2 separate regions of the Homo sapiens genome follow, and region 2 is linked to region 1. Evidence: chromatin loops called from intact Hi-C (ENCODE). Cell type or tissue: GM12878. All regions are shown on one strand. Links, peaks and the distances in the headings refer to the core of each region. The heading gives the core; the rest is flanking DNA.

What was found. A loop is a pair of places that touch in the nucleus more often than their neighbours do. Peaks named below come from ENCODE experiments on the same cell type or tissue, not always from the same donor. Only the 100,000 strongest peaks of a DNase experiment are listed, where the experiment ranks them.
Region 2: a loop joins it to region 1, with 2.2 times the contacts of the local background. A loop is called at or near these places in 3 of 110 quality-filtered maps.

The regions. Positions count from the first base shown.
Region 1 is chr10:62,845,666-62,857,490 of GRCh38, forward strand. No RefSeq gene overlaps it. Among named protein-coding and RNA genes, the nearest start is that of EGR2, 35 kb to the left of the region's middle. In GM12878, for the core only: a CTCF peak has its summit at 5,961; DNase peaks (open chromatin) are centred at 6,676 and 7,526; H3K4me3 peaks cover 879 bases; H3K27ac peaks cover 1,298 bases.
Region 2 is chr10:62,985,911-62,997,735 of GRCh38, forward strand. No RefSeq gene overlaps it. Among named protein-coding and RNA genes, the nearest start is that of NRBF2, 140 kb to the right of the region's middle. In GM12878, for the core only: no CTCF peak of the experiment used is centred there; a DNase peak (open chromatin) is centred at 6,591; H3K27ac peaks cover 706 bases.

The sequences.
Region 1 (11,825 bases), core at 3,846-7,845:
AAGCAGACATTTCTCTCCGGGGTCCTCAGCATGTTGCCCTTGGTGGGCCTGGGGCTACTCCTCCCCTGAGGACTCACAGTGTAGACTAGGCTTGGCCACTCGGGTGCTGAAAGATAATCTCTCCCAAACCCACAAGTGTTGGTCTTATGGAAAGAGCGCTATATGAAGAGTTAAGAAATGAGGAGTGTTTATCTCAACACAGCTTCATACCTGCTATGTGATCCTGAGTTAACAATTTGTCTTTCCAATGCCTGGATTTTCTCTTGCCTGGAATGAAGAAATTGAACTGGATGGGTGATTTTCAAATAGTACTCCATGCATTCCCAGGGATCACCATAACTATGTTTCAGGACATCTTCACCCAGAAAAATAGTGTCTGTCAAACAATGAATGTTGAAACTTCCAGAGAAGCCTGCCTGTTGCTTTTATTTGTTTAGTATGATGGAGTTCTAGGTAAGATTTAGTTAGAAAAAAGAGGTTTCCTAAAGTGTGAAAACCACTAAAGTAGATTATTCTTTTCCTTATACAGGGGCTATAGAGTGGTGCCCCAAATCTGGTCAACAAGATTCTCCTCTGGAAGCAAAGAAAGAAGTCAGCTCAAAAATGGCTCAGAGGAGAATTATGCAGTCATCTTCAAGACACCAGCTTGCCTTTAACCCAGCAGCACTTAGCCTGACCTGACTAAACATATCCACAGAAAGACAGGCTTGTCAGAAGAAATATCCATTACGTATGGAAGCACTGAAAAACGATGTTAGCAGTCACCAACCAAGCACTGCCCAGGGTGCCCAATCCTCTAGTCCTAGTGAACGTGTGTGTGTGTGTGTGTGTGTGTGTGTGTGTGTGTGCACATTTATAAGGCTCTCTTGGTGTGATGGTTTTACATGAGGGATGGCTCAAACATAGTATATATATATACACACCTTCTTCCCACTCTTACAGCCATGGCAGACATCACTAACCAACTGTCACTTTCCTACCAAGCCCAAATGTGGCCTCATACTTCTCAACACTACAGACAGCCCTGAACAATTGATAAGAGCACCTGTTAAATGAAGCCTACCTTTCATCCTTGCATTTAAACTTTTGAATCATGTAAGTAACTCCTTTTGTTTAGATCTCTGACTCACCAAGCATCTTTCTTATTATAACATATTTCCCATGAGGGTACAGAAACCAAATGGGCTTTTCAGAAGACAGGAGTGTCCAGTCCTCTTGAGAAACCAAATGGACTTTTCAGAAGACAGGAGTGTCCAGTCCTCTTGAATATTCTATTTTTCACTATATAGCAGCCTCATGAATTCAATTACTGCAAATCATTTCCTTTAAAACAAAAGTATCTTTCTTTCAGTATGAAAAATTAGGTATCTTGATAACTAAGGGTCCGATGATCAAACCCTGGACTCTGACAGATCCCTGGTTAGAGAACCTTCTGGACACCAGGTTTCTCCAGATAACTTACTCATAATCTCTGTGTAGCATGATAAAATTTTGTTCCTTTCAAACATCTCTATGATGATTCCAAGCAGAAGATTCTACAATTTAAGAGGTGTTTGCCATTTGCAGAGTAAGTTAAGGTCAGAGATTAACAGAGTGTCTGTCTAGTACTCATGAGAATATGTCCGGCCAACTTAATGGAAAAAGAGCAAGAGTATGGCAGTCTGGAAACAAACCCATCCCCCTGCTGCAGCCCTTATCTGTCAGACCCTGTTCAAATCTAAATCAAAATTGCATGTCAGCAAACACAAGGGTATCTAACCATGAAATGTCTTCTTTACTTGCTTGGTTTCTGTGATCATATTTGAGTGATAATTAGAAAATAATAATTAAATGCTTACCAAGTGAAGCCTTTTCAGAATGATACTGAAAATTGACCAGAATATCATTTGTCCTTCAATCAGTTTTCACCCTTGGCTTTGTCTGTTGAGTCAGTTAATTGGAGAACCACACTAAGGCCAAGGTTGGCTCAATCCCCATGTAAATGAGTTTCATAATGACAGTCTGTTCTTAAGGGGCTTAAATAAAAGGGTACACAGGATACACAATGCCTTGCCTTCTCCTAGAAAACTCAGACCTGGGTCCCACCTGTAGCAAATCTCACATTTTTGCACAGAAAGTCAGATCTAAAGCACATAAGTTTTCCTTGTGAAAATGCTTAAACACTCCCAAGATACAAGTCTTATGCTTGAATAATGAGACTATCCCCTCTGCCATGGGCTGAGTTGTGTCCCCTCAAAGTTCATATGTTGAAGTCCTCATCGTTAGTACCTCAGAATGTGATTATGTTTGGAGACAGATGTGGTTAAGTTAAAATGGGCCATTAGGGTGGGCCCTAATTCAGTATTGATCCAATACTGATACAATTCTGGTGTCCTTATAAAAGACAAAATTTGAACACACAGAGAGACACAAGGGATGCAAGCACACAGAGGAAAGATCATGTGAGGACACAGCAAGAAGGTGGCCATCTGCAAGCAAAGGAGAAAGGCCCAGGAGCTGACACCTGGATCATGGACTTCCAGCATCCAAAACTGTGAGAAACCAGACTTCTGTTATTTAAACCACCTAGTTTGTGGTATTTTGTTATGGTAGCCCAGCAATCTTGTTAAGGTGATTATACAAACCCCACAAAAAATTGTTACCTCTCCAAGTCCCCAGCTATGCCAATTGAATGCTCTGACCACTACATAGCACTTTCTGATTTGACTTTGCTCTTTGGGTCTAGAGACAATGGATTAAGAGCCTTAAATTTTGTAGTCCCTGACACCACCATTTTGTAACTCCTCCCCTATAGCCACACATCCATTCTTCTTGGAGGATGATCTATTGAGAATATAGCACTTTCCAGAAATGATAATTTAAAGTTCATCTGTGTGTCACATGGTGAGTAGGACAAACCAAACTCTACGCCAAGCAAGGATTATGCTACCTACAACGTAGGAGCTTCATTTGACTTCTTATAAAGGTTTCTCCCCCAATGAAATCATTGATTATTTCAAGAAAAAAAAGCAAATACCAAGTACCTGGCATATATCAGAGAAATATATCATTTTGAGATCAAGAATCTAAATTTTCTCTTTGGAAACTGTAGGAGAGGACAGAGACCACATCTTGCCCATCCTTGCAGTCTCAACTCTCGTGCTCTATGACTAGCATAGAGCTTTGCATGTAGAAGGTAACTTTTTTATTTGAATGTAGTGGATAAAGGAAAATGACAACTCTAAGAGAGTCTGGAAGGAGGATGGTGTCTGTTACAAATATGGATACAACAGCTATTTCAATCAAGCTGCGTGGCAGCACACCCACAGTGACATTCTGGAAGTAGAATCCAAATGCTTTTTTTGAACGTGGTATCTTGTGATTCTTCTTGGATAAGTATCCTATTATCAGGTTACGCCTGATCAAATTTACTCATGCAGCCTAGGTTTGTATATAACATTGTCTCTTCTCAACACTGAAGTCAAAGTAATGCTTTTTAACATATGGAATATAGTGTCACATCTTCACGCAAAACTCTGCAATTGCTCCCCATATCACTCAGGGTAAAGGCTTCCAGAACCCCCATGTTCTTCTTCCTCCTGTGTTCTACTTCTCACCCACTGGTTCACTCTCTCCAGCCTCCCTGGCCTCCTTGTTTGTCCTCAAACAAGACTGGCACATTCCCACCTTAGGGTCTTTGCACTCACCCTTCCCTCTTTCTGGGAACATTCCTCTCCAGATATCTGCTTGGCTAACTCCCTAACCTCCTTCAAGTCCTTTTCTAAATGTCACTGTCTCAGTGTGGCCCATCCTGAGTACACACTGGCATCTTCCTCCCTCATGCCAATTCAATCCCTAATTCCACCTTACCATGCTTTACTTTTCCTTTTTTTCACAGCACTTGTCATCTTCTAACATATTAAATCATCTACTGATTTATTATGTGTGTTGATTATTGCCTGTCTTCTCTCCACATAGAACAGAAGTCCACAGACTGGTACTGGTCAGTGGCCTGTTAGGAACAAGGCTACACAGCAGGAGGTGAGTGGCAGACAAGCAAGCGTTACTGCCTGAGCTCTGCCTCCTGTCAAATCAGCAGCAGCGTTAGATTCTCACAGGAGCATGAACCCTATTGTGAACTGTGCATGTGAGAGATCTAGGTTGCACGCTCCTTAGGAGAATCTGATGCCTGATGATCTGAAGGTGGAACAGTTTCATCCCAAAACCACCATCCCCAGCCCCCATCTGTGGAAAAATTGTCTTCCACAAAACCGGTCCCTCGTGCCAAAAATGTCGGGGACCGCTGACATAGAATGTACGCTCCATGAAGGCAAAGATGTTTGTTTTCTTCACTGATGTACCCCCATGCACCGAGAATGGTGGCTAGCACATAGTAGGTGCTTCATAGATATTTTTGAATGAACTAATAATATCTTATAGGAACTAGATGTTTATCTTCCCTAGGTTAAAATGACGAAGCTCAAGTTTACCCAACAGTGATTAAAAGCACACTAACATCTCTCATGGCCTTATTGCTATGCTGTGTAGAAATCTAGATGCAATGACAGATTTCTAGGACTAGTAACTCCAATATTTTATCAGAACACTTTATAATAAATAAATGCATCTCATGTTGTGGGCAGTGACCCCAAGATTATCAATGCCACCAGTGTAGTCACACTGGTGAAAAGTTTAGCCAAATGGTCGGGCATGTTGGCTCATGCCTGTAATCCCAGCACTTTGGGAGGCTGAAGCAGGTGGATCACTTGAGGTCAGGAGTTCGGGACCAGCCTGGCCAACATGGTGAAACCCTGTCTCTACTAAAAATACAAAAATTAGCCAGGTGTGGTGGTGCATGCCTGTAATCCCATCTACTTGGGAGGCTGAGGCAGGAGAATCACTTGAACCTGGGGGAGCGGAGGTGGCAGTGAGCTGAGATTGCGCCACTGCACTCCAGCCTCAGCAACAGAGCAAGACTCTGTCTCAAAAAACAAAACAAAACAAAACGAAAAAACACTTAGCCAAATAGATTGCTTAGTATCATAAAGTAAAAACAAATATGGAGTCGACCTTTTCCAAGTTTTGACTGTTCAAGGGATAGTCTGGGGTGACCTTAGCTATGACAAAAAAGAAAACCAGAACTTTTAGGGGCTTTTGAGATCCTGAAAGATCAAATGAGGAAATAGCTTTTTAACACACAGGACAGGAAACTTGTTGACTACCAGGCTATTTGGGGACAGACTTTCGGTAGAGATAACACCCAGATTTTCCTGGCTGCATCACTTCCTGGTTAATCTCATGGCATCTAATTCTTTGACCAGATTGTTCTTGCCAAGGCAAGGCTGAGACTTTAGACAACTCCCTTTGTCCTAGGGAAGAAGCAATTCCAACTGCAGCAATTCTTTTATGCCTTTATTCTCTGGGGAAGTGTAGAGACTGGTTCTCTCAGAAAAACCAACTAACCAACCAACTAAAAACAACAACAACAACAAAACCCATCCCTTAGGGGTATCTGATGATGTAAAGGTCATTGTTGCATTTTTCCCCCCAAACTCAAGCCATAGGGGAGTCAGGTATGGCAGAGCAAGAGAAACAAACCATTCAGTGGTACTAGGCCACAGCTGGTAGTTTATTATTACTTCACTGTCAAAGACACCCTTACATTGTCGATGAAGTATGTCATTCACCCTCAGAATATGCATAAGGAGAGAACGTTGCAAGCATTTGGCAAACAGAAAATTCCTCCCTTCTTCCTTCTCTCCCTCTGCCCCTTCCCTTCCTCCTTTCTTAAGAAGTCCTCACTAAGAGGTTGCTATTCCAGGCAGAGATACACAAACACCAGGTCTCTGACCTACAGAAGCTCCCCCTCTAGCAGATACAAATAACTCTATGACAGGGCAACAGATGCCAGGAAAGAGATGGGTGCAGAGTGCCTGGGAAGCACAGAGGACAAGAACATGAATTCTACCCAAGGAAGGCGCATCGACAAGTGCTTCCCATAGGAGGTGCTGTTTGAACTGTGTTTTAAAGTTAGGAGGCAGAGTTTGCCAGGCAGAAAAGAAATCAAAGCCACTTGATTTAAGTGGCTTATGCAGAAAGAAACCATTGAAATTGAGCTTTCTGTAGAGTGAGTCCATGGAGGATTGAAACAACTGGTCAACAAGGAAAGAAGTCAGCCAGAATGATTATTTGACCTTGGACAGATCAAAAAGGAAAATTGTTGGACTGACTTTTTTTTTTTTTTGCATATGTTGACAGATGGAGTCAAGTAGAATGGAAAAGTGATTTGGATAATGCAGTCAAACTCCAAATGATTCTTTTGGTCCTACCAACAGAACAATCAAGTTGTGAGATCTGTCTCCTGCCTTGTGTTTCCTATATGACATGTCTTCAGGAAGACAGTGGCCAGAGGATGGGCTCCAGGAACATGAGGTCTTCGGGTCTAGACACCAGTTGCTGAGTCCAGGAATGTTAGGGGTACCAGAACCTCATCACTTTCTCTATGAAACATATTCCAAGACCCAGGAGGAAGGGACCCTGAGTACATGAATTGTTTCTCCAAATAGGCAGAGAGCTCAAGAGAGAAGAGGTTGTCATTTAGTCTGATTATTTAGGGGATCATAGCAATTGAAAGGCAGAAATGACCTCAAATGCCATTCTAATCTGAGTTTTCATTTTACTCAGAGGAACCTGAGTCCCAGACACTTGCATGAGGTCCCATGAAGTCAGTGACAGAGATGAGACTAGAACAAAGTTATTTTCAGTTCTGAGGCACAGCTCTATTCAAGAAACTTCGCTTTACATTCTACCTCATGACTTTACTGCTATTCCTTTTTTTTTTTTTTTTTTTTTTTTGAGACAGAGTCTAGCTCTGTCACCCAGGCGCTGCAGTGCAGTGACACGATCTTGGCTCACTGCAACCTCCATCTCCTGGGTTCAAGTGCTTCTCCTGCCTCAGCCTCCTGAGTAGCTGGGATTACAGGTGTCCACCACTGTGCCCGGCAAATTTTTGTATTTTTAGTAGAGATGGGGTTTTGCCGTGTTGGCCAGGTTGGTCTCAAACTCCTGACCTCAGGTGATCCACCTGCCTTGGCCTCCCAAAATGCTGGGATTACAGGCGTGAGACACCGCACCCGGCCTGATATTCCATTTTCATGAGGAAAAGGAAGCAAGTGGGAATGAATTAAGATGAAACACCAGTATGTAGAGATGATATTCCAGTGAAGTCAGGATTTAAGGTGAAAACTCTGCCTGGTCAGGTTGATTCTTGGCAATATCTCAACTAGACACCATGCTGGAGACCAGCAGGGGCCCCCTCTCTGAGACAAATGCAACCAGCTTTCCTATCCAGTGTTGGGAAAATGCACTGCTTCTTTAGTTGAGCACAAAGTATTTGGCTTATACCTAGGGGCTGTGCTGGATAAAAAACACATATCTCATAAAATCACACCCAGGGTGGGTTGACTTCAGCTCTTGCAGGATTGAAAGCAGCAACCTCAGTTCCTCTGACCACACAGGAACCACAGTGCCCTCCTGCCCCTCTAGACAGTTCCACATTTTGCCTCAGTCAAATTTCACCTTTGCAAGATTTCCTGCAGAACCTCCCTAGAGTCAGTCTTTCCCCTCTCTGTGGCCTCATTACCCATAGTTTTAGATTCTGTTTCTAGTACTTCATCAAAGTATTTTAAAATATTTCCACATAATCAGAGCACTTAGAGTCATGTATATTTCCTTCTTTTTTGTCAAATATAGATCTTTATATTTTACAGCTTTATTGAGGTATAATTGACCAAAAAACTGTATAAATTTAAGCTGTGCATGTGACGTTTTGATGTACGTTGTGAAACAGTCACCACAATCAAGCTAATTAACACATCCGTCACTTCACATAGTCATCCTTGTGTGTGTTTGTGGAGAACACTTAAGATCGGTTCACTTAGCAAATTTCAAGTCTATAATACAGCGTTATTAACTATAGTCACCCTGCTGTACATTTGATCTTCAGAACTTTTCAGAGTCCTTTGTATTTCTAAAGCAGCCTTTGAATTTGGGAACGGAATAGAAACAGCATTGGACAGTAGTCAGAAGACTTGGATTCGAATGTGTATGGTTAGGGCCCAGATAAGAAACAGATGACATATTCAATGGAAACTAGTAAGTAAAAAGGGACTATGTAGCAAGGCATGAGCCAGGTTCAGCAGGCTGGAGTTAGCAACAACGGAAGCCTGGTCACTCCTGGGGTGAAAGGAACCACAGGATGGAGCTGCGGCTTTGGGTCGAAAAATGCAACCGCTACTGAATCACATCCCAGAAGGGAAGCTGTTGATGGAGTAAATACCCCAGCCTTGCCCTCTACTCATCCTCCAATCTCTTGCCTTTGCCTCCCACCCAGAAGGCTAGAGAACCTGATCCATGTAGTTTACAGAGCTGGCTGGCAAAGGGAGCCAGGCCAATAAAGATGATCCAGCACAGGCTGCAGCTGAATCACTTCAGACAAACCTCTCCACTCTCTGATCCTCAGGATTTGTATTAGTAAAAACAAGTGGGTTGATCATCAGGAAGTGTCTCTGCTGCCTTCCTGCCTAACGTCCAATGACGCTATGACTGTAGGTAAAATAATGCACACATATTGATTTTTTAGATTTCCAGGGGCAGATATTCTCAATAAACCAGGACATAACTGCTGCTGTTAAAATGCTTCTTGAAACAGAATATGTGGAAATAGAAAGTCATGTCTTTATAACATAATTCAATGCTTAATACATTTCTGAGAAAAACAAGCTAGTCATTATTCTTTACTTTAAAAAAAAGTTACTTTTTTCAGCCTTGTTTATGCAACATCCCAATGTATGTCTTGAAAAATTATTCAATTCTTTTTTTTTTTTTTTTTTTTTTTGATGGAGTCTCGCTCTGTCGCCAGGCTGGAGTGCAGTAGCACAATCTCGGCTCACTGCAAGCTCCACCTCCCGGGTTCAAGCAATTCTCCTGCCTCAGCCTCCTGAGTAGCTGGGACTACAGGGGCACACCACCACACCCAGTTAATTTTTGTAGTTTTAGTAGAGATTGGGTTTCACCATGTTGCCCAGGATGAGCTCAATCTCTTGACCACATGATCTGCCCACCTCAGCCTCCCATAGTGCTGGGATTACAGGCGTGAACCACCTTGCCTAGCCTATTCAATTCTTTTTTATGCCTAGGCCTTTGTTTAGACCCTTGGTCTCGAAATGACCTAGTCATCTTATCTAACCTATGTGGGGCTTCTTTTAATCATTTGTAATTTGAAAAAAGACAAAAGTCACCTGTCAAAGCATTCTTTGGTGCTGTGTGGGTCGGGAGGCACCCATTTCCAAATTCAGTAAGCAGGAACCCTCAAAGGTGGTGGAACTCTAAGAGGAATCTTAAGAAACCTTGGTGTCTCCCAACCAAGGGTCCCTCATTAGTAGCCTAGCTCTGGAAAGATGGGGACTGACCATCACAATTTTTCAGGTTTGTTTCTCTCTTACAACCAGTCTTCACAGAGCATGTTCTAGGCACCAGGAAATAGCAGTGAACAAGACAAGGTCACTGTTTCTAAAAGCAAAAGAATTATGATCTGGAATCATATAAATATGAAACATAAATATGTAAGTTATATTTATATAATGATAATTGTAAGCACAATGAAGAACATGAGACAAGTTAATGGGATACAATGATTGGGAGTCAGGGGGGAGAATGGGACCATTTGAGCCAGGATATAACAGGCTTGGGAAGAGGTTGACTTTTGATAGGAAACTTTAATTTCAAACACCTTATTCCATATTTTTGCATAGATATAAAATGCTCTAAAACTTCCAATATCTTGGAAGGTAGTGACTGAAAGGAGGAAATTAGTAATGTTCATTTTAAAGAATTAAGAAATCTAAGATGAAAAGCTACAAAAGAAGAAGGATCCCAGGCTGAAAAATTATTACAGTGACCTGCAATTGTCTGTGTAAAATGCCAGAAGGGTTTATTGTTGGGTCTGTGGGCACTTGGGGATGTGGGATGGGGGCAGGAAAGAAAGGGGCTAGACACATCTGAGTGAAGGAAAGACAGCGTTAAGATGTTGAGGAAGAAAGAGGAGCAGAAAGGGGTAAGCTGGGTTCTTCTGAGCATCAAGATGGATATTGGTCCAAGTGTTTAAGTCTGAAGCTAGGTGCATACTTCTAAGTGTGGAGTGATTTTCAGGCAAAGCTGATTCCTATGATATGCATTGATAATTATAGGGGCTATTTCTGCTCCTGCCAGTAGTTCAGAGATATTCAAAGGGTGCGTAAAATTATTTAAACTATTTTATTTTTGGGTCAAAATGATTGCAAAGCAGAGAAACGGTCGGGAAAAAATAAAACATTTACTGGGGTTTGCAAAAGGAATATTCACATAAATAAAGTGTCAATCCACATGTAGCACTTTGCTTCTTGTGTGGTAGGAAGTGAGAAAATGTCGAAGCCAAATCTGCTATCTTTTTGCGTTTTCAATGTAAGGAAACAGTCATTATCTGTCAGATCTGGATCTTCCATGATTCAATGATGAAATAGCCCATAAAAGGTGCTCAGAAAAGCAGTGGTAATTCCATATAACACCACAGAACACAATCATAACTTCATATCTTTAGACTACATCTCTGAGCAAGGTTCCACGGCATTTGAACTTACATTTTCATCAGCACAAACCACAGGTATAGTGTAAAAAAAAAAAAAACAAAAACAAATTTTAACTCACTCCGAGACCTCAAAAGATTTAACAAGAATTGGATAAAACCTTTGTGTCTCAGCACTATTACAGCTTCAGCTAACCACAAAAATAAAAAAGCTGTTCCTATATTAGTGAGTTATTTTAATGAGATTCCTGGAGATAATGTAAAAGTTCTTGAACTTGATGTCCTGCCAGGGGCAACAAGTGGCTATTTTACTTTCTCTACTCTGAGTGCAGCACCCTGGTTGATAAGATGATCAGCAGGTCAGCTGATAATATTAACTTCAGAGATGGAAAATCCTACCAGTTTAAAGACTTTTTTCAAGAAATTGATGACTAACTTCATCAAAACCTGATAAGAATTGATTCTAACAGTACACTCATATCAATGCTATAAATGAAACATCTGATGATTTTCCAGTTTTTGAGGAAAGTTGTTCCTGTAAAATATTTTTCTCTATATATGGTGTGAATAGGTCACTGCAATAATTTGGTGATTTGGTCAAAGGGCAATGCAAATAGCATTACCTTAAATTCAAGATATCTGAGACTGATGCCTCCTCTTGAAAGAAGACTAAACATGTTTCAAATAGTTTATTATTCTACAAACAGTTAAAACAAATTGATGGCCTCTTATCTAAATGAAGAAAAAGATAAAGATTTTAATTCAAGGCACTGGTTCTTGTTTTAAGCAAACTACTTCCACTATTTTACCTGATGCTCTTTCTAAAAGAAGGGGCAGAACATATCATCACTGAAGACCATGTGCTTTTCTAGCAGTATGCAAAAGTCATAAATAATTCTAAGTTTTCATTTTCATTTCAAACTATGAGAATTGTGAAAGAACATCATTAACAGTGGTTTTCACTCTGGTTTAGATCTATATCTAAACAGATGAGTTATATATAAAATTGTCTAAATCATGAAACTTTGGGAGAATGAAGTGCAAATAAGGCCTATCATTTATACTGGCTTCACTTAGGGAGAAATTATAAATAAAATCATACAGAAAAGCCATTAATTCCTTTCAAAGTTTTGTCCCTTCTTTATCATGCAATGACATTTTTAATAAACACCATGTCCTTAAATTATAGTTTAATGAGAACTTACTAGCCTAATGGGCAAAGAGA
Region 2 (11,825 bases), core at 4,258-8,257, 140 kb after region 1:
GGGAAAAATGTTCCTCTTGAGTCTCCACTGTGGTGTTTGGAGGGCCAAAGCTCTCTTGGCAAAGCAAAGTCCTAACTCCAGGCTGCCTGTGTGCAATCTAAGAGCAGACTGGGCCTTCTCCCACAGGGCCCACGCCTCCAGAATATTCTTCCCCTCCTGATCAGACACAGGCTGAAATCTGTGATGCTCTCTGCCCAGTCAGGCATTTTCCTGAGGCCTGTGGGTGGACAGGGATCAGAGATTAAAGTGGTGGCAAGTCTTTATTTATTATGACTGCAGAGTGGTCTATCCAAGCCATCCATTTATAGGGACGGGAGATGCTCTTGTAACAGCAGAGAAAATCATTAGCATTTGATTTCTCCTCTTGACTACCTGTCTGTTGTAGTTGTGCTCACGTTCACCCAATCAGGGCACAGAAATGGTTTCCTGGCCTAAGGGATGAAATGTGAGGTGGCTCACCTCCCAGGCCAGACTGGACGCATGGAGACAGCATGGTCCAGTGACCTAAGCAATGAGCTGGAAATTCCAGACTAATTATGCCCTTTCCATCATCAGGCTTGCTGTGTGATGCCAGGTGAAGCACCTACCATCTCTGAACCTCTGCCTTGGCTTGTTTGCTACAAGCTGAAAGTGGTTGCTACAAGATAACAGGCAACTAACAACCTTCTTGAACCTTGGCTTCCTCATCTATAAAACAGGACTGACTTTAACAAGTGTCTTTGTTGCCTCACAGGGTCACTGTGAGGCTAAAATGCACATAAAAACTCCGGTAATTTGTAGAGTACTGAACAAATTGGTTCTTCCTCATGCCATTATTAGTACTGGAGTAAAGCTGGGACTCAACTCTAGGTCTGCTGACCTCCATTTCCAGGACCCAAGAAAAGCCAAATGGGCTAAAATGCTAAATCCCCCTTGCTTTTCATGAACAGCCAACAAATCTTGGACCCAATGGACTGTGGTTTCATGATACAAACATTCCTGCAAGGGTTCAAGCATGTCCTAGTGTTGGCTAAATCCAGAAAAATCACTAAGCCAGCACGCTTTGGGGCATTTTGTCAGGTTCTTAGGAAACCAAGAAAATGTGGTGCAATATTTTTATTTACAGCGAATGTAGAAGTTAGCCACACTTCTCTTTAAGTTCTTAAATGTATAGGAAGGTTCCATTTGAGGATTAGACACAGAATGGCAAGCTGGCTTCCCTCCACCCTGAATCCCACTTGACCCTCCTCATTATATCCCTAGTTAATTCTTCAGTAATTGGGGAGCTGTGGTCTTTGCAAATGTCACAGTTTCACCACAGTGTATTTACTTCTGGGTGGATTAGCATGAATGTGTCGATTGTATTGGTTTGCCAATTTTGTGGGAGTGATTTGAAAGCCTGCAGAATAAACTGTTATTTAACTCGGGGAAATGGGAAGAAAAAAATGGCAGTATTTTATGTGTTGCTCCCTTTGATTCATATTTGCATGAAATCCTCATAACCCAAGGCAGCTGGAATCCCAAGTATAATGACAACATTGGTGGGAAGAAGTTTAGACCTGGATGGAAGGTGAGGCTTGTGTAGGAGGCAATTTTTCCACACAGATGTAAAGCATAAGAAATATTTATTAGTAGAAATTATATACGAAGATTAGGGTGAAAATAGGCTTGTTTTTTAAGAAATTGTTCACAGTGTAAGCCAAAGTATTCAGCTAACTTGGTTTCCATGTAAAGACGTTTCCTATTGTATCCCCTTGCGAATATTCATGATTGTGTAGAACATTTGCTTGTCATTCATTTTCCGAAAGAACCTCTTGTTTGTGGGAATAATGCAATTATATTGTTTATACAAATCAGCTAACTCCAAACTGACAAAATAAATTGCTTTTTTTTTCCCCCGAAATCATCAGAATCAGGGGTGGGACAATGAATGAGGCCAATATGAAGAGTGCTGAGTTTTCTCACACAGGCACTGCTGATGATGAATGAACATCCTAGTCACTTACATCATTGGATTAACAAGCCTAGGGAGTTGCTACTTTCTCCTCCTTGGCTCTCGTATCTCTTTTCCACCTTGTTCTTCTGCCCTCTTTTGTCTTCTGAACATATCACTAATGATCTCCATTATGATCATGAGGGTATTTTACGTGAAAGACTCCTACAATGTGCACTGCAGAGACAAAAAACACCAAAATGGCGGCCACTGTTACCATACTGTGCATCAGAGGAATTTTGGCCACAGTCTATTGGTGAAGGCTGGATTCCAATCAATCACCCTAGAGAGCAAGATATCACTGCTGGCTAAGGCAAGGAGTTCACAGGTCTCAATTAAGCAGAATCTAAATAAAAAGAATGTCCAATTATTGTTGTTTGCCTCCTTTTTTTTAAGCAAGAAAATGGAAAACTACCATAAAAGTGTGCCAGAGTAAAAGAAGTACTAGGTTAGGAAACTAGAAATGTGGTTTGTAGTCCTCAAGACTGCTTCTAGGAAGTTCAGAGAGAGGGCAAGCACATCACTTATCTCTCGGGTCCTCAGTTTTCCAACATGAAAATGGACAAGTTTGGCTAGAATCATAAACTTTTTCAGCTTCTAACATCTATGTTCTATTTTCACAATGTCTTCTTTTTATTAACTATTTTTCTTATTACATAAACAATATATCTTCATTAGTTATAACAAATAAGTAATAAAGAACAAAATTAAAATCACTTGCTGATTTACTACTCTGAGACAACTGGGCTTACAAATAAATATATATTTATTTGTAAATATATCAAAATGAGGCTATGCCAAATATCCTGCAATAAATTAAACATTGATTTATTTTTTTTCCAAAAGGTAACACTAAATGTTTTGCTTATTGCCAGAGCACGCGGGGCCCATTCTCTTTCATTCTCTTCAGATATTGCTACAGGCCCGGATAAGAATTAATAATGGGATGCTGCTGTCCCTGGCCATCAAAAAGAAAGGATAGAACCTCAAAGGAGCACTCAAAGGAGCCATAAAGATCCCTTGAAACTGCCTTCTAAACATTTTACAGATGAGAAACTTAAAGCCAAGAGTCAAGTGACAAGTCAAACATCGTCACTGGATGTCAACGCTGGAACAAGGATCTCCCACCTCCAGTTTTAAAACTGTTTTGCACTCTTTCATTGTTCCTACAGATTTTTTTACCTTAAACAAGCAGTGTTGACTTTTTTTTCCTTCTGATTGAGCTTTGGTTAACAGGAAAACTTGATTTAACCAACTTTCCTGGTTAATGGAGGTCTCACCTTACCACACTCCAACCTCACACCCTGTCACTAGCAGGCTCCAGGAAGAGTCGCCTTGAATGACAGGGATGAGTCATGGACCATAAATGGTACTTAGCAGGAAAGGTACCGAAAAAGTACGGAAAAGTACTGTTACCCCTCACTATGATATTATCCAAGCAATATAACCTTTTTTTTTTTTTTTTTTTTTGAGGAGTCTCGCTCTGTCGCCCAGGCTGGAGTGCAGTGGCATGATCTCTGCTCACTGCAAAGTCCACCTCCAGGTTCAAGCTATTTTCCTGCCTCAGCCTCCCTAGTAGCTGGGATTACAGGTGCCCACCACCATGGTCTTGGAACTCCTGGTCTCAAGTGATCCACCTGCCTCAGCCTCCCAAAGTGCTGGCATTACAGGTGTGAGTCACCACACCTGGCCTCAAGTGATAGAATCTTAATTTTCCTTTAATTCATTAAGTTTCTTTACATATTGCGCCAAATGAAGGGACATAGCTTGCAATAGATACTCCCAATAGATACTCCCTAAAGGTATGTGTAGATAGATTTTCCTTTGCATACCTTTAAAAAAGCAATGCCAGGAAACAATGTCAGATACTTAATAAATATTCGTTGACTGATTGAGCTTGCTCCAATCAAAGGCACTGCTTTTCTTGGTGTTCTTGTTTACCATGAGATGGGGAAACAGCACCAGCCCACGCCTATCTCACGGAGAGGCCAAGAGAGTGAAAGAAACAAGGGAGATCAGATCCTTAGAAGAAAAGCACTAGGTGTATTCAGAGCTCACTAATATTAATCATCAAGCCAGAGCACCTGGTCCCTAAGTAAGGCTACTTCTTGGCCATTGAGAACTATCAGGCTTATTCTCAGTCTAAAAATGGCCTCATTCCCTAGATCACTCCATCTAACGTTTACAATTCCTCACCACAATTCCCCACCCAGTTTGCTTTCCTGAGGTCATATCTGGTCCTGGTCAAGGTTACTTCAAGGGCATCTAGCCTAGTTGTCTTTTGTTTTCTTTTTTTTGTTTTCCTCACCTCAGCTCATCTGAAGGATACACACATTCTCAAAGACAAGGTGGAGCATGCTTTCTTGTCTTGAATACAACCTTCTGGATGGTTCTGATAAACCCACCTCACCCCTAGTGAGTCTCCCTGATTGCAGTTCAGCAGAAGAAACTGTGAGTCAGAGACTGGAGATGGTGTGTCCAGGGTTTCATCACTAGCAGGAGGAAGAGAAGCAAAAATCTCTTTCACATTTTAACTTTTCATAATCCGTTTTTTTCACTAGGCTCTGATGTGGTCAATCCTGACATTGTTTCATTTTATTTAAGGGTATATCTTAGCATCTCCCTATAGAATCAAGCAGATCACTTTGCAAATTGTTGATGCATAGTAAATACATGAATGAATAAATGAATCCCAAGCTTGTTTTTCTCTTGCTGCTCTTTACTCAGTTTTTACCACTTATCTGGACCCAAGTCTATTTCAGTGGTACTCAAACTAGAGCATGCATCAGATTTACCTGGAAGGTTTGTGAAACAGATTGCTGGGCCCAACTCTCAAAGTTTCTTATTTACTAGGTCTGGGGTGTGGCCAATAATCTGCATTTCTAACAAGTTCCCAGGAGACACACTGATGCTGCAGGTCCAGAACTGCATTTTGAGAACCAATGGTCTATCTTATCCAAAGATTTCATGGGATCTCAGCTTTTTTAAAAGGTTCATTTTCAGTCAATTAAAGATTCTATGTTCACTCACCACTTTTCTCAGGCCTATTCTCAATCAGTGGTCTGATTTGCTTACCAATTTTCTTCTTTTTTTTCTTTTTTTTTGCTTACCAATTTTCTTAAGCAACACTATCCATGGTAATCCGCAACACTCATATTTATCTTTATTTACATCTATCTATATATTAATCTTTCTATTAAGGATTGTCTTATCTAGAATATTTTTCCTTATTTATACTATTATTCTCTTGCTATACATACAAACAAGGCTTATTAGCATAGGCCCATGTCTTAGTTCCCCCTAAAAGAAATTAGCACCCGCACTGTGTTTCGTTGACCGTAGACTACTGTTCAATAATATTTGTTACAGAGAATTATAAAAATTTAGAATTGCAATAGACCACAAATACAAGTATAATCACCAACACATTTTATCAGGGGAGAAACTGACACACATAAAGCTGTGACTTTTCCAAGATTTCACAGGTCAATGGTAGCACAACCAAGATTAGAACCCAGCTCCCCTCCTTTCATATTTTTTAAGCCTACCATAATGCCTCTTGGGCATCATGAAGCTATAATTGTGTGTGGTGCTATTGCAATGGATAATTTATTATTTTTTTATATATAATAAAAAAATACAACAATAGTAACAACAATTCCTATAGTAAACAACAATTCCTCTGATGATTAATTATACAAAGATCTAGCTTTTAAAAAGAAAATGCATTTGCAATAGGAGTTCCCTATTATCATAAAGATCTCAATGTTCTCAGGCACAGGGCTAAGAACTTTATATGAATATTCTCACTTACTTCTTGAGTGAACCCTGGAGGTGGATATTGTCCCCAATTTTCAGATGTAAAAATTGAGACACAGGAAGTTGTTTGCTCACACTACTAGGATTAGAACTTCTGACTATCATTTCTTTTCTGAATTCCCAACAGACAGTGAGCTTCATGAGGGCAAGGATTGCACACACCTTAATTACTATCTCCCACCCAGTGCATAGCTCATGGAAGGAGCTCAATAAATATATGCTGAGTGAATGAATGAATGAAAATCCCTTTCAATATTCTTGGTCTTACCAACTGTTTCTACACTCCTTATTCTACCATGGAGTATCCTTTAATAATAAAAACTGACAATTGTCCTGGCATCATGAGGAAACATGTTTTCTTATGCAGCAAAATCTATAGTTTATTGTTTTTGCCTTGACATTTGTATGCCACCAAATGTTTCCAACTCTTTTAGCATGATTAGGCCCCTATAGAAGGCTTTGCTTGCAAAGTGCTTTTTAGTTATTCACAATGAATTGTTCCAGTGGTAAATGTGACTCATCATCTCATCATTCCCATTCAACAGAGGGGAAACACACAACTAAGTCACGTCCGAGGTCAAAGTCAAGCGAATGGAGGAGTCAGGCATGAAACTGGTGACCCTAGCCCCAAATCTAGTTAGTTATGCCTCCGGCTCCTGGTCTCTTCCAAGATTTCTACACAGTTCCAAGCTCTCCTGCATTTGCCAGATGTTTATCACATCTTTCAAGTGGAAGCAAGTTCTTTCAATTAAGCTCATCAGGGGAAACCCACTCTACTTCTCTGAAAGAGGAACGGCTGAACCAGTTCGCCTAAAATAAGAACTGACGTGAGTCTTTGTCTGAATTCTGAAGCTGTTCTGACAGCGTTTTCTAGTTGGCTAAGGTCCCACCAGTAATGAACTGGAATATAAAAACAAAGGCTGTTCTCATGTTGTTTCCCAACCAAAGAGGGCTGTCCAAGCACTGGGTGAGTACTGAAATATCGGGATGTTTATCTGAGTCTTGAGCCTGACTTTTCCCTACCTAAATACTCCATCAAGTTCCCACCAGTATGCACACAAAAAGACTATGTTTCCGTGTTTCTACAAGAGTCCCAGAAAACAAGCCAATTTCTACAGTCATTTAACAATTCTCCCCTGATATCTCTGGATTTTTTTTCTCTCTTGGGGAAATAAATGAGCAGCTGAAAATAAAATAGAATTTTTAAGTTGCACTTAGGATATAATTGAAGTGCTATGACTTGTCTTTACTCCCAATTTTATAATCCAATTTTCAAGTCTATACTAGCAATTTAATGGTGCCACATTTGTATAGTTTCTTTGAAATTTTCATAATCTCATTAATTAAAGAATTGAAGAACATAAAAGGTAAGAGTGAAAAGGCCAAGAAAGAACAAAAGCATAGTGCAAGACTTGAATACTAATTAGATTTACCATCAAGGTATTCTTTCTGGAGTGAAAAATCACTCCAAAACAGCTACTGTGGATCTAATCTGAGAAGCAACTAATAAAGGTCATTGCAACAGTCTTTCCAGGTTTTCCAGAATTTGAGACAGCAAACCTCAAACCCCAAAGTATTTCTCTGGAGAGGTTTTCAGGTTAAACTGGGAACCACAGATAATTAAAGCAAGCTAACTGGTAGACAGTAGCTGCTCTGGCAAATTTACTGCAAGGGCATTCCTTGGCATGCTTGATGTGTTGGCTTCCACAACAGAGAGGCTGGAGGAAGAATCTCTGCTCCCACCTCAGTGTCTTATCTGCACTTTCTCCCCCAGCCCCTACTTAAAAAACAGAGAAGAACCTCACAGTCCTAGCCCTGATTGCTTCAAATTGGTTTAGGAGCTACCATCAAATTGAACATATAGTGGGGTAGGAAGAGGATTTGGGCTAATATTTTATATTTTATGCTTCCCTAGTTTAGCTGGATGTTTTTTTCTTTATTGCTTAAATCAGGGACAGAGCTTAAGCTAGGACAGTGCTTGAAAACACAGATATTTACAGGAGAAAAGCATATAACATCAACACATATAGCAGGCTGGGTGTGAGAAGCACACATCCCACTCAGTCTAGCTTTATTTTCCCACTTTTAATGAAGACTTGAATGTAAGAAATAGATTGTTTTTACCTTAACTCTACTACACAAAAATAACATTCCAAATTCAGTGGTAAATGGCAAATGACACTAGGCGTTAATGTGGGCAGTAGGGAGTGGCAGGGACTGTGGAAAATAGAGCAATAAGCCCATCTAAAGGTGGTAGCCACTGCACACCTGCAGCAGATTGCTGGCATGCTGGAATTCAGGACCCAGGGTCCTGTCTGATGTTTCAAGAGAAGCCAGAAATTTGGGTATGTCCATGTTGGCAATTTATTTTGGTTTTGTTGTTGTTGTTTGCTGTTTTAAACAGCATGGTTCCAATGAACACTGTGTGGACCAAAAAACAAACAAAAAAACCGAAACATAAAACCTGTGTGCAACCTCTGCTTTCAGGTCCCGAGAGGGTAATTAGTTTGGTTTCTTGGCTTTTATTTCCCATCTCTCTCCTACCCCCCAACCCCCAGCCCTCAGCCTTCACCTGTCACTCTCTGCTCACAGCCCTTCATTTTGGCTAAATCTAAATTCAGCACACAACTTTAGGTTCAGTAAAGCTAGGATTTGTTGATTTGTTTTCTCTTTTATTTTTTATTTATTTATTTATTTTGAGACGGAGTCTTGCTCTCTTGCCTAGGTTGGAGTGCAATGGCATGATCTCGGCTTACTGCAACCTCCACCTCCCGGGTTCAAGTGATTCTCCTGCCTTAGCCTCCCGAGTAGCTGGGATTACAGGCGCCCGCCATCAAGCTCAGCTAATTTTTTTTTTTTTTTTTTTTTTTTTTTTCTGAGACGGAGTTTCGCTCTGTCGCCCAGGCTGGAGTGCAGTGGCGCGATCTCGTCTCACTGCAAGCTCCGCCTCCCGGGTTCACGTCTTTCTCCTGCCTCAGCTTCCGGAGTAGCTGGGACTACAGGCGCCCGCCACCACGCCCGGCTAATTTTTCTTTATTTTTAGTAGAGACGGGGTTTCACCATGTTAGCCAGGATGGTCTCGATCTCCTGACCTCATGATCCGCCTGCCTCGGCCTCCCAAAGTTCTGGGATTACAGGCGTGAGCCACCGCGCCCAACCTATAATTTGTTTTCTTAGAGTACACTTCTATTTTTAAAAAAAGTATGTCCTGGTGGGGAGTCTAGCCCACATTGAGTTGAATCCCAGACATACAAAGATAAGTCAACCAAACAATGAAAGAATATTTCATAGCAATAATATTGAAATTTAAACTCCCAGGATCATTCAACATTAGGCATAGAAATTTCCTTCAACATAAAGCCTGCTTCAGTCCACTCCTTTTATATCCGAAGGAATTGAAGCCTAAAGAGATTCAGTGTTTGGGGGTGACTAGAAAAATAGCTAGCTAATCAGGAAAGCGGATCTAAGATCCAAGTCTCCAGTTTTCATTATTAATGTGGTTTTCATTATCTGCTGTTCTGATGATACTATCATTTGATTGGAGACTATATTCACCAAGCTAAAAAGAGTAAAAAGAAGACTATCCTTTGTCAGTCATGCTCATACATTTTGGAATCTATTCTTGGATGGCATATCACAATAGCTACTTAGCTCCAGAGACAACAAACTACCACGTTATTATTATTATTATTATTATTATTATTATTATTATTATATTGTATTCATGTTCACTAAGCATTGAATCCGGGCTTCCTATGTAACCACATTGCTCCTTGCTCTGTGATTGGCAGGGTCTACTGTGCTACACAGAGGAGTGGTACACAAATCAGCATAAGCACATCATGACTCACCGCTGAATACATTTTTTCCTCTGAAATTACTCAATCAGAAGATGATAGTATCTCACCCAAAAATACACAATTAAATCATTGTGAATGGAAAGACAGACTGTAAGCAGAAGGCTGGAGTGATCTCTTGTAGCCACCATTTCTAGCTCTCAAAATCTGGGGTAGATTTGGTCCCAAGTGTCTGAGCCTATGACAAAGGGGTTCTACCCCCCAAATTCTATAGAGTGAGACCATGGTGGTGTAGAAAGAGCAGTGGGCCCTGAGCCAGGAAAGAGCAGTGGCAATGAATATGTCTACTCCGGCATTCAGTTTTCTCCTCTGTGAAGGGATTAAACGAGGTGACTCTGAGAGTCTCCTTCAAGTTTCAGCATCCTCTGCTTCTCCTACCACAGCTAGTGGTAACTGACTTGAGGTTTTCTGATGAAAACACACATACCACCACACACATAATGACATCTTTAGGGAATGACACATCGTATAGGGTTCATTGCTTAAGTGGCCAAGAATATATTCTGGGTTGGGCACAGTGGCTCATGCCTGTAATCCCAGCACTTTGGGAGGCCACGGTGAGCAAATCACTTGAGTCCATGAGTTTGAGACCAGCCCAGGCAATGTGGGAAAACTCTGTCTCTACTAAAAATACAAAAAATTAGCCAGGCATGGTGATGCATGCCTGTAATCCCAGCTACCTGAGAGGCTGAGGTGGCAGAATCACCTGATCCCAGGAGATCGAGGCTGCAGTGAGCCATGATCGTACACTGCACTCCAACCTAGGCAACAGAGTGAGGCCCTGTCTCAAAAAAACAAAAAAAAAAAAAAACAAAAAAAGAAAAGATATAAAATTAATGTATTTTGTCCTGATGTAAAATAATTATCTTTATGTTGTTGTAGCTGCTGCTGTTGTATGCTTAGATATACTTTGATATTGTCTTTATATTTCCAGATATTTGTTTACAAAGTTTTTGGAGTATCTGCCTTTATATTTTGAAAACTTTTGAAAAACACACCCACAAATCTCAGATTTTCTCTTTAACCTTAATCTTTTAGGAGACAGAGAAGCAAAAGAGAAGGAAACACGTGCAATTTCTTGGCTTTTGTCTCAACAGGAAAACCTTTTTCTTTTCTTTTTTTTTAACATCTTAGACTTTTTTTCAAAACAAACATCACAAGGAAGGGAGGAAATCATAGCCAGAGACACTAAAAGGCCAAAACACTGCATTTCCACATCTTGTGATGCTTCTTTAACAATGAGTTGAAGATTGATGCCTTTAGGGATAATGAAGCATGGAACTACCTTTCAGACATACAGTTCCTTTTCAGTTCCTTCTCTGCATGGGCCAGGATATTGGAAAAAAATCAGCAGATTTCCACGTGTTAATGTTCAACCAGGTACAGTGATGGGTATAAAGCACAGAGGGCAAGACAGATCTGTTTGACATGTTCACCACTCCAGCCTATTGAAGAAGGCATGTACTTGCCTTGTATGTTGCCTTGTCTAATTAGCTGCTGAGCTGTTCCCTGGCTCCCTGCTCCTGACTGAGACTTAGCGGGAAAACTGTCACAAGGCATGATGAAGTGGCGCTTGATTGTGCTACAAGATGTCCTGTGGATGCAGTCCAGACTGTTTCGACTAATCATCAACTTTGCAGATTCCAACACCAGGGCTTGTCTGCCAGGGCAAGGGCTTTGCAAAAGTCAGAGTAAATGATCTGTAGCTGCAGAAAGAATATAAGGAATTGCTTTGTTTATATATTTTTTAAAGGACTGACTTCAATAGGCAGCTCCATGAGGGTGCCTCAGGAAAGGGGACCATTTCAAGTCACGTCTCCTCACAGCACCATCCTAGGAACGAGAAGCACCAGCATTTACTATCATTTACACACACACAGATATGTCGCCATGTTAAGTACTAGGTAAATTTTTAGCCATAGCTATATAACTATTCAGTTAACTCCTCCCTTCCATCCCAGCATTATCACTTACTCTGTACCTTTGGACAAGTTACTGTCTTCTCTGAGTCTCGGCGCCCTCATTTGTAAATTATTTTATATGGTTTTTGTGAGTGACTTTTATTTTATTTATTTATTTATTTACTTTTAAATAGAGAAAGGGTTTCACCATGTTGCCCAGGCTGGTCTCGAACTCCTGAACTCAAACAATCCACCTGTCTCGGCCTCCCAAAGCAC